Linked DNA regions of Homo sapiens: region 2 is linked to region 1. A link is a contact called in ENCODE Hi-C or POLR2A ChIA-PET data. All regions are on one chromosome and are shown on one strand. The core of a region is the stretch at or near the end of the contact, and the rest is flanking DNA. Distances in the headings are between cores, read along the strand shown. Region 1 overlaps ACOXL (acyl-CoA oxidase like). Region 2 overlaps BCL2L11 (BCL2 like 11).

Region 1 (4,183 bases), core at 971-3,470:
GCATCATGTCAAAACCCTTGACTGTCCTGGAGATCATCTCCAGACTGGCTTCATTTGCCTGGGTGTCTCTTTTAAAATGAAGCCCAGAAACGGACAGTACCTTAGGTGCTGAATAGAACTATGCTCTCCAGTGTTCTGAAAATTACTTCTCAGAATGCAGCCTGTCCTCTTTGTGCCTGCCCAACAGGCCAATTCTAGCTTCAGCATCGCAGCCAGGTCAGCTTTGGCTGATCACGAGCTTCCGTGTGCTCCCAGGGTGCTGACATCAGCACCTGAAATCATTTCAGGTTTACGCTCTGCTTTTCCAATAGGACTGAAAACCCCTCAAGGGAAGGAATTTCTATGTTCCACCCTCCAATGCTTAGATGTCTTTAGTCCAGCTGGAGTGAATAAACCAGAGGATTTCTAAGGTCATACGTAAAAATGGGGTCATGTCACATTTAACCTAAATCTCCCCCATCCCCCGTCTTTTTAAAATTCCACTTTAAAATGGAGCATAGGCATAGAGTATATATATACATACATATATATACACATACATATATATACCTACTTATACACATATATATATACACACATACACATATATATATACACATACACATATATATACACACATACACATATACATATATATATATATACACACACACACACACACACACACACACATATATATATATATGTTTTTTTTTTTTTTTTGAGACAGAGTCTCACTCTGTCAACCAGGCTGGAGTGCAGTGGTGCGATCTCGGCTCACTGCAACCTCTGCCTCCCGGGTTCAAGTGATTCTCCTGCCTCAGCCTCCCAAATAGCTGGGAATATAGGCGCATGCCATACCACACCAGGCTAATTTTTGTAATTTTAGTAGAGATGGGGTTTCATGTTGACCAGGCTGGTCTCAAACTCCTCACCTCAGGTGATCCCCCCGACTTGACCTCCCAAAGTGCTGGGATTACAGGCATGACCCACTGCACCCGGCCAAGTATACTTTTTGTACTCTCAGCACCTCTAGTGATTTGATGCTCGGAATTATCTTGCAACATTGACAAACATATCCTCTAAATTAAGGAGGCATTTTATGGCAGTAAAAGGTATAATTTGGCTGATGAGATCAGTCCCTAAAAAAAAAAAAAAAAAAAAGTCAGGAGCATGGATTGAAACAAAACTTGGACGAGACGGCAAATAGAAGAAAGGGAACGCGCCACAGTGAGCCAGCCCTTAGTGCCTTACACCATCAGCTATTTATTCAAGCATGAAAACTGTGACATCATTCTCACAACACTAATTAGACAAAGAAATGAGATATGCAAATATTTTTTAAAACTTGATTCTGCAACACTCTTGCCAGATAAAAGTTAATTTAGAAAAACACAACTCATCAGGCTGACTCTGGAGCCAATGTCCATCACCCTAACTACCTGACCTAGGATATCCCTGGAGAAAAATCAAGCACAAGATGTAGGCTGCCCCATGACCCTAGAGACAGCTCAAATCCTTGGAATCTCTCATGGGCCAGGTTGGCCCAAAGATCAGAGGAAGCACAGTTACCCAAGCAAGAAGCACAGAAGTTTCAAGAAACTGAAGATGCTGCACTTTGAGGCTCCAACATGTCCAGCATCCCTTCTCCAGTGCAGCCTCCAGATGAAGGGTCTTTCGCAAGAAGGGTTCTGTGGGACCCTCAAGTCATTCCGTAATCCTCAAGTCATTCCTCAAGTCATCCAAGTGGGACACAGATGTGTACAACCCTGCACTGCCCCACATGAGGTGATTGCCTCGCCAAGCTGCCTCCCCTCACAGAGCCTCTGTTTTCTTGGCTGTGAAACTGGAATCCTGGTGGAGTTGCTGTGAGCACTGAATGAGAACACACACATGGAATCTCAAGAGCCTAGCCCACGGGAGACCATCAGCACGTGGCAGCTCCTTCTCTCCTCCTGGACCGCCTTAGAACAAAGATGCTTGTGATGGGCTGGGTGCAGGGCTGAATTCAGTTCGCAGACAGCTACTGAGGGCCCCCTGTGTGCCTCGCACTGTGTGAAGTTCCTGCCCTTTCGTAGCTAAGGGAGAAGTAGGCAGACTGTTAACACCTGGGGCTGGAATAAGCCAGGCACTAAGAACAGCCCCAAAGGCAGGAAGCTTTCCCAGGGAAGCCACATCCATGCCCAGGCAACGGGTGAGCAAGAGAGGAAGACAGGGACAGTCACGGGCAGAGAGGCCAATCTGTGCTGAGTCCAGAGGTGACCAGGGTGGCCTGTTTGAGGAGCTGCAACCAGGTCTGTATTGCTGGAGTAAAAGATTCATTTCTCTCACCCGGATAGAATTCCCCTTAACCCAGTTCCTCTATACTTTAGGCCACGGCTGCTCTCTGAAGCTTTAATCCTATTACACAGCTGTCTTTAGAGAACAGGAGACCATCCCCGGACCTGTGTATCATCCACCTAGAATAGCACTCCAGTCACACTGACAATGTCATCAGACCCAGGAGACTCAGCCATGAGCAATCTGCAAGGGTGAGCCAAGGAGCAAGTAAGCACTGCAGGAAATAAAAACAAAACAGTCATTGCCCAGATACACACCTGCCTCAGCTGAAAATACCCTGGGGTGCACAAGTCCAAAAGATCTCCATATACACATTAGAAACAGAAAGTGCTTGTTTTTCTTTTTCTAAAGATTTAATTCATGATTCCAGGGCCAATAATACATTTAAATGCCACCAGATGACCCAAACCCAATCTCCACAGAGCTGTGATCTGGACTGACTTATTCTCTACCAAATAAGCCTTCCCCTTTGCCACTATATTTATTCATCTATCTCTCTATCCATCCACCCACACATCCATTCATCCATCCATTCATCCATCCATCCATCCATCCATCCATCATTTATCCATCTACCCATCCATTCATCCATCTATCCATCCATCCGTCCATCCATGCATCCATTTATACATCTGTCTATCCATCCATTCATCCATCCACCCACCCATCCATTCATCTACCCACCCATCTATCCATTCATCCATCTATTCATCTACCCATCCATCCCTCCATCCATCAATTAATCTATCTATTCATCCATCTATACATGCATTTTTCCATCCATTCATCCACTCACCCATCATCCATCTGTCCATTCACTGAGTGCTTACTAAGTACCAGGTCCTGTTCATCCAGAGGTGACCAAGAAGACACAGGTTCTGTCCTCTTGGACTTGACATTCCTAGTGACCAGCCTTGCAGGTGAGGCACCCCAAGCAAGACTTTCTTACCCCTGAGTTTGCTGAGTGGCAAATAAATATAGTTCCACAGAAGCCCTTGGGCACCCCACTCAGGGCCAACCTTGTAGGCAGAGAATGCCTGCTCCTCAGTTTACCTCCTTCGGTTCCTGCCTCTCCAAACTCAGATCAAGCTTGATCCAGAGGGAAGTCCCTACGATGCAGGCAACATTCTCCCCACTGCAAACCATGTAATAATCTGGAAAAGCCACATATCTTCACAGAAGCAGGGGACTTTGCTCCTTATTACAGACATGGCAGCACATACATTTTAAATATGAAAAACATCCCCTCCTTCTAAGGTCCCTGTATTGAAGTTTTCAAGGCACCTCACTTGGATTTTGTACAAATTGAGAAATAAACCAACAAGCATCAGATAGAGGCCAAATTAATAAAATACAAATTAACAAAGGAGAATATGAAATAGATTTCATACAATAGACAAAATGATCAAGAAGCTTGAAGATATTACTACTATAGTGATTGACATGGTTTGGCTGTGTTTCCACCCAAATCTCATCTTGAATTATAGTTCCCATAATTTCCATGTGTTGTAGGAGGGACACATTGGGAAGTAATTGAATCACGGGGGCAGTTTCCCTCATGTTGCTGTTCTCATGATAGTGAGTGAGTTCTCACAAGATCTGATGGTTTTATAAGGGGCTTTTACCCCTTTTGCTCAGCACTTCTCCTTGCTGCCACCATATGAAGAAGGACATATTTGCTCGCCCTTCCACCATGATTGTAAGTTTTCTGAGGCCTCCCCAGCCCTGCAGAACTGTGAGTTAATTAAACCTTTCTTTACAAATTACCCAGTCTCGGGTATGTCTTTATTAGCAACATGAGAACCAACTAATACATTGATGAAGGCATATGTTTCTTCTCCTAACAAGAAAAAAAACAAAGGCA
Region 2 (3,952 bases), core at 859-3,358, 340 kb before region 1:
GCAGTTCAGTAAAGATAATCTCAGTAGTGGATAAGTATTTATCATAAACCAGAAGGAAAGATTATGCCAAGTTGCAGGATTGCTCCCCCACAGACTGTGCCCTCTAAGTGTAAAGGCATAGGATTATGTGTCTACAAGTTCCTCAGCATAGACTTAAGCAGTCTTTCTCTGAAGATATGAACAATGCCCTTTGAGACGGTGTCGAGCATTCAACAGGGAATTCCTAAATAGTTCTTCACATGTCCCCATGACACCAGATGGCACAAGCTCATCTGGGTGGCAACCTGGGAGGAGCTGTACCACAGGAATGCCCTAGCGTGGGGTTCCTGCTGCCTTGCCAGGGGCTGGAGCTGCCACTGCAGCGAGGAACATTAAGTGCAGGGCAGAAGCATCTTCAATTTACACTTGGGACGACCAATTAAGTGTCAGGGAATTTAATGACATTCTAATGCCAAAATAATCACAGAACACCACTCTCTTGCTCAGTCCAGGGAAGCAGATGCTTGGAAAACAATAGAGGCCCTGGCCCCAGGGAACTGGTCAGGTTGAACAGCAGACAACTATAGAATGCAGCTTTGGATTCAGCTTCACTCTCCAACAGTGAGAGGAGTCGAACCTTTGAAAAGCTGCCTAGGGCACTCCAGGCCTTTGGACTTTGTGTGCCCAAGCTTGGGGATGGAAGAATTGCCATGGCCACCACTAAATGAAATAACCTAGCCCATGCTTTTCAGTCCCCACAACAACCCTGAGTGCCAGGGTAGCATTCCCTATGCTGTTTTGCAGCCAGTGACTACAGAGGTCAAGCAAGTGACTCAAAGTGCAGCTGAAGACAGTGGCAGGACAGGATGGGTACTCTTGGCCCACATGAAGATGGAATGCCAGAAGCAGGAAAGAAGTTAAACGAGGGCTTTCAGGCCAGCACCTTCCCTCCTCGCACACCCTGTGCCTGTGCCTGTGCCTCTGCTGGGAAGGGCCCGTTGCTCCTCAGACCTGAAAGGGGCCTTGTTTCAGGCTGAGCTGAGGCCACAGAGGTTCTGGAGTGCGAATTGAGAATCACTAAGTGATTCCTACAATGCAGCTCAGAATACAGCCCACTCATCCATGCTCCAAAGGCAGGGCTGACACCCACTGGGCCCAAGGACTCGGTAAGTACAACACAGACCTAGACATAGCATGGCTCAAAGGGGACTTAAATTAAGAAAGCGCAAATGTGTGTAACACAATTTAAAAAAAAAGGTTGAGATCAGACATGACATCAAGGAGTTATCCTGGGAACCAGGGGTGAGATGTGCTGTAAGAGAGCCACAGTTTAGTTAAGAGTTTCCTGGCAGTCAGAGCAACGAGGGAAAAACGACAATTTCATTGTCATATCAAAGCAAGCTCAATTCCTAATTCTAAGAGGCATTCAAAAACAAGGTATACCTATAGAACTCTGAGATGCAGAGGAATTTAACTTACTCAAAAACTTGTTTCTTACAGAATTTCAACAGTAAATGTATAGGATGTCCTGAAACTTATTTTTTATATATATTTAAGTGTTTATATATATACTATAAATTATTATACATTATATATAATAGGAGGCTGAATTTTGGACTGTGAGACCAGGAAGGACAGAGGGAATCTCTGCTCCAGGCTCAGGCAACTGAGGAAGCAGTCTCTCTGGTTGGTGTCTGATCCCCACAGGCTGCAGAAGAGAGGGCCTGGGATGGACATCCAGGAGCCTGAGAATACCCAGGGGCTGTCACGGCATCTTTAGGGACACTGAGGTGGCAGGGTGGGACATGGAACTAGGAGTCACCCCCCTGATTCTGTTAGAACTACCACTCCACGACTCGTTCATAACCCAGCAGTCTAAACAGCATTTTAACTGGCAACTAAGTGACACAGAAGTCAGAGAGAAAAAGGCCCAGCACACAGTTGAGCATGATGTGGAGCTCTTCAGGAAGATCTGGTCTCTCTCCACTTTCAGACCAACAACCACAGTCAAACGGCAGCTGAGCTGGTATTTCAGCACTGGTTCCATATGCATGCTGTTTTCAGGTGTCAGAGGAGATTGCTACAATACTGCCCAACACCAAATCCACTTTCTATTCATCACCAAGGCAACATGGATATTTGCATAGCTTGTGCCTGCTGCACTTTGATGTCACCACAGCTGGGGAAAGGGCACTAGGAAGTTCCCTCCCAGATGCATGGTACCTTCACCCCAAACCAGGAGAGCACTCTCCCCTAGCGTTGCAAAGCTATGGGTGCTGCAGCTGATCTGCTATGGTGACAATGTGGTCTTCAGAAGTCAGATAAAAACTACATTTGCATAAACCAAACTTTTATCCTATTTTTGACACACTATTTCAAAGAAATTATGATAGTTAAGGCTTATTGTGACACAAATCTCTTCTCCAGTGAATGTCCAGGTGAGGCTGTGCACTGAGGCTCTTCAGGCAGCACAGCACAGCCCTCCACTTGGTAGGTCTCTAGCCTGTCAGACTCCAGACCTGGTGCTGGCTAAACTGGGGAACAACTCCCACCTGCCACTTCTGAAATCGTCACTGTTCTATGGCCAACCACAGAGAAGAGACAGATTGTTCTGACATCTGTGTGAGGCACCAGTAGTTGGAATATTAGATTCAGAGAAGAAACACACTGTTCCAAAATGTTTCAGCCTCAGAAAAAAGCTAAGTGAGACGTAACATAGTTTAACCACAACTAAAACCTCTCCACTTTGTTTCAGGTGGTAGAAGTCTAGTGAAGGATGATATGAGAAGCTTATTATTTTTGAACGTCTGCAGCAGGGCCAAGCCTTAGTTTGTGTGCATCTTCATTTCCTCCTCAAGAGATTTAAAAAAAACCCCAGTTAGACCTCCTGAAGTCCCCTTCCAGGCACCTGCATCTCCTTCCTCATGGTTATGTGTTAATGGCCTTGATCCAGAGCTGCAAGGCAGCCCTGCAGGTGTAGGCACCTGCCAAACAGATGAGCACTCACACGTGGTGCAAACAAGCACAAGTCCTTTAGCCCGATGCCCATCCAGCCATTTAAACACACACCAGTGCCTCAGCCTCATCTCATATTTGCCTACACCCAGACACAGCATGTGCAGTAGGGTCAAACACACAACTTGTTTAAAAAGCAGTTCCAGAGTATTTAAAAGATAGACAGGTGAACAGAGTTCCTGGCATCTCCCTTTCTAAACGCCGAAGACCCATTGAAAAATGTTTCAATTACAGTTCAAAGTGAGAGGAAACAGAATTACGATAACAGATGATAATAAGAATTTTCTAGCTCCATCTCTAAATGTTCTTACTTAATCTCCACTACATGCCTAAGGGATAGACCAGACAATTGGCCTCCTAAAGGTTAAGGGTAGAGTCAGGGCTCTAGGTCTGACCCCAAAGTCCCCACACTTCTCTGTGAGTCGTGTTTTCCTACGAGATCACACTCTGGCTTCAACGAGTAACAGAACGCGCTTGTTTGGAAAACCAGCAATCCATAGTCCACATAATCCCAGCCACATGTTCTCCCAAAAGTCTGAGGGGAAGAACCAAGGAGCTCATCACCTCTGGCCATTGTACTTCTGGGACGGAAACGGGGTAGTCTAAGACAGGAAAGAAAGGCTCCTAAACCCAAACACTGAGCTGCCTCCTCCAGCTTTAAGGAAAACTCTTGCTGAACCTGAATGAAAACCGTGCCACTGATCAATGGCAGGTACCAATTTATCTAAGCTCCTCATGACTGCTTTTGTTATGAAAACTGACATTCTATCAACTCATGTGAGTGAAGTGTGGGGCAACCTATCATTGCATGAGTTAGGTCTAATTTGAATTTAATATCTGATGTGCAGATTTCCACGACTCTTTTCACAGCCAGTAACAGAAAGCAACTTCTTTTACTAAACTCCAACATTCAATTAATGAAGACCTCCAAAGTACGCTGAGAACACACGTTTGGGTT

What was found. Hi-C counts contacts between places; a loop is a spot of excess contacts on that map. ChIA-PET counts read pairs that join two places held with the same protein, here RNA polymerase II (POLR2A). Pooled maps may share reads with other maps.
Region 2: a loop to region 1 is called in a pooled map, with 7 times the contacts of the local background. The contact joins two enhancer-like sites. A Hi-C loop is called at or near these places in 7 of 50 pooled maps. POLR2A ChIA-PET finds 5 or more read pairs at or near these places in 3 of 52 experiments (OCI-LY7, activated B cell and activated T-cell).

Annotation. Positions count from the first base shown.
Region 1 is chr2:110,814,913-110,819,095 of GRCh38, reverse strand. The region is part of intron 9 of ACOXL (acyl-CoA oxidase like); the gene reads right to left. Among named protein-coding and RNA genes, the nearest start is that of ACOXL, 84 kb to the right of the region's middle. Within about 2 kb of position 2,220, at least 2 of the 41 ENCODE cell types and tissues checked have a DNase peak (open chromatin) inside an H3K27ac peak, as active enhancers do.
Region 2 is chr2:111,156,152-111,160,103 of GRCh38, reverse strand. All of the region lies in intron 3 of BCL2L11 (BCL2 like 11), which reads right to left. Among named protein-coding and RNA genes, the nearest start is that of BCL2L11, 37 kb to the right of the region's middle. Within about 2 kb of position 2,108, at least 3 of the 41 ENCODE cell types and tissues checked have a DNase peak (open chromatin) inside an H3K27ac peak, as active enhancers do.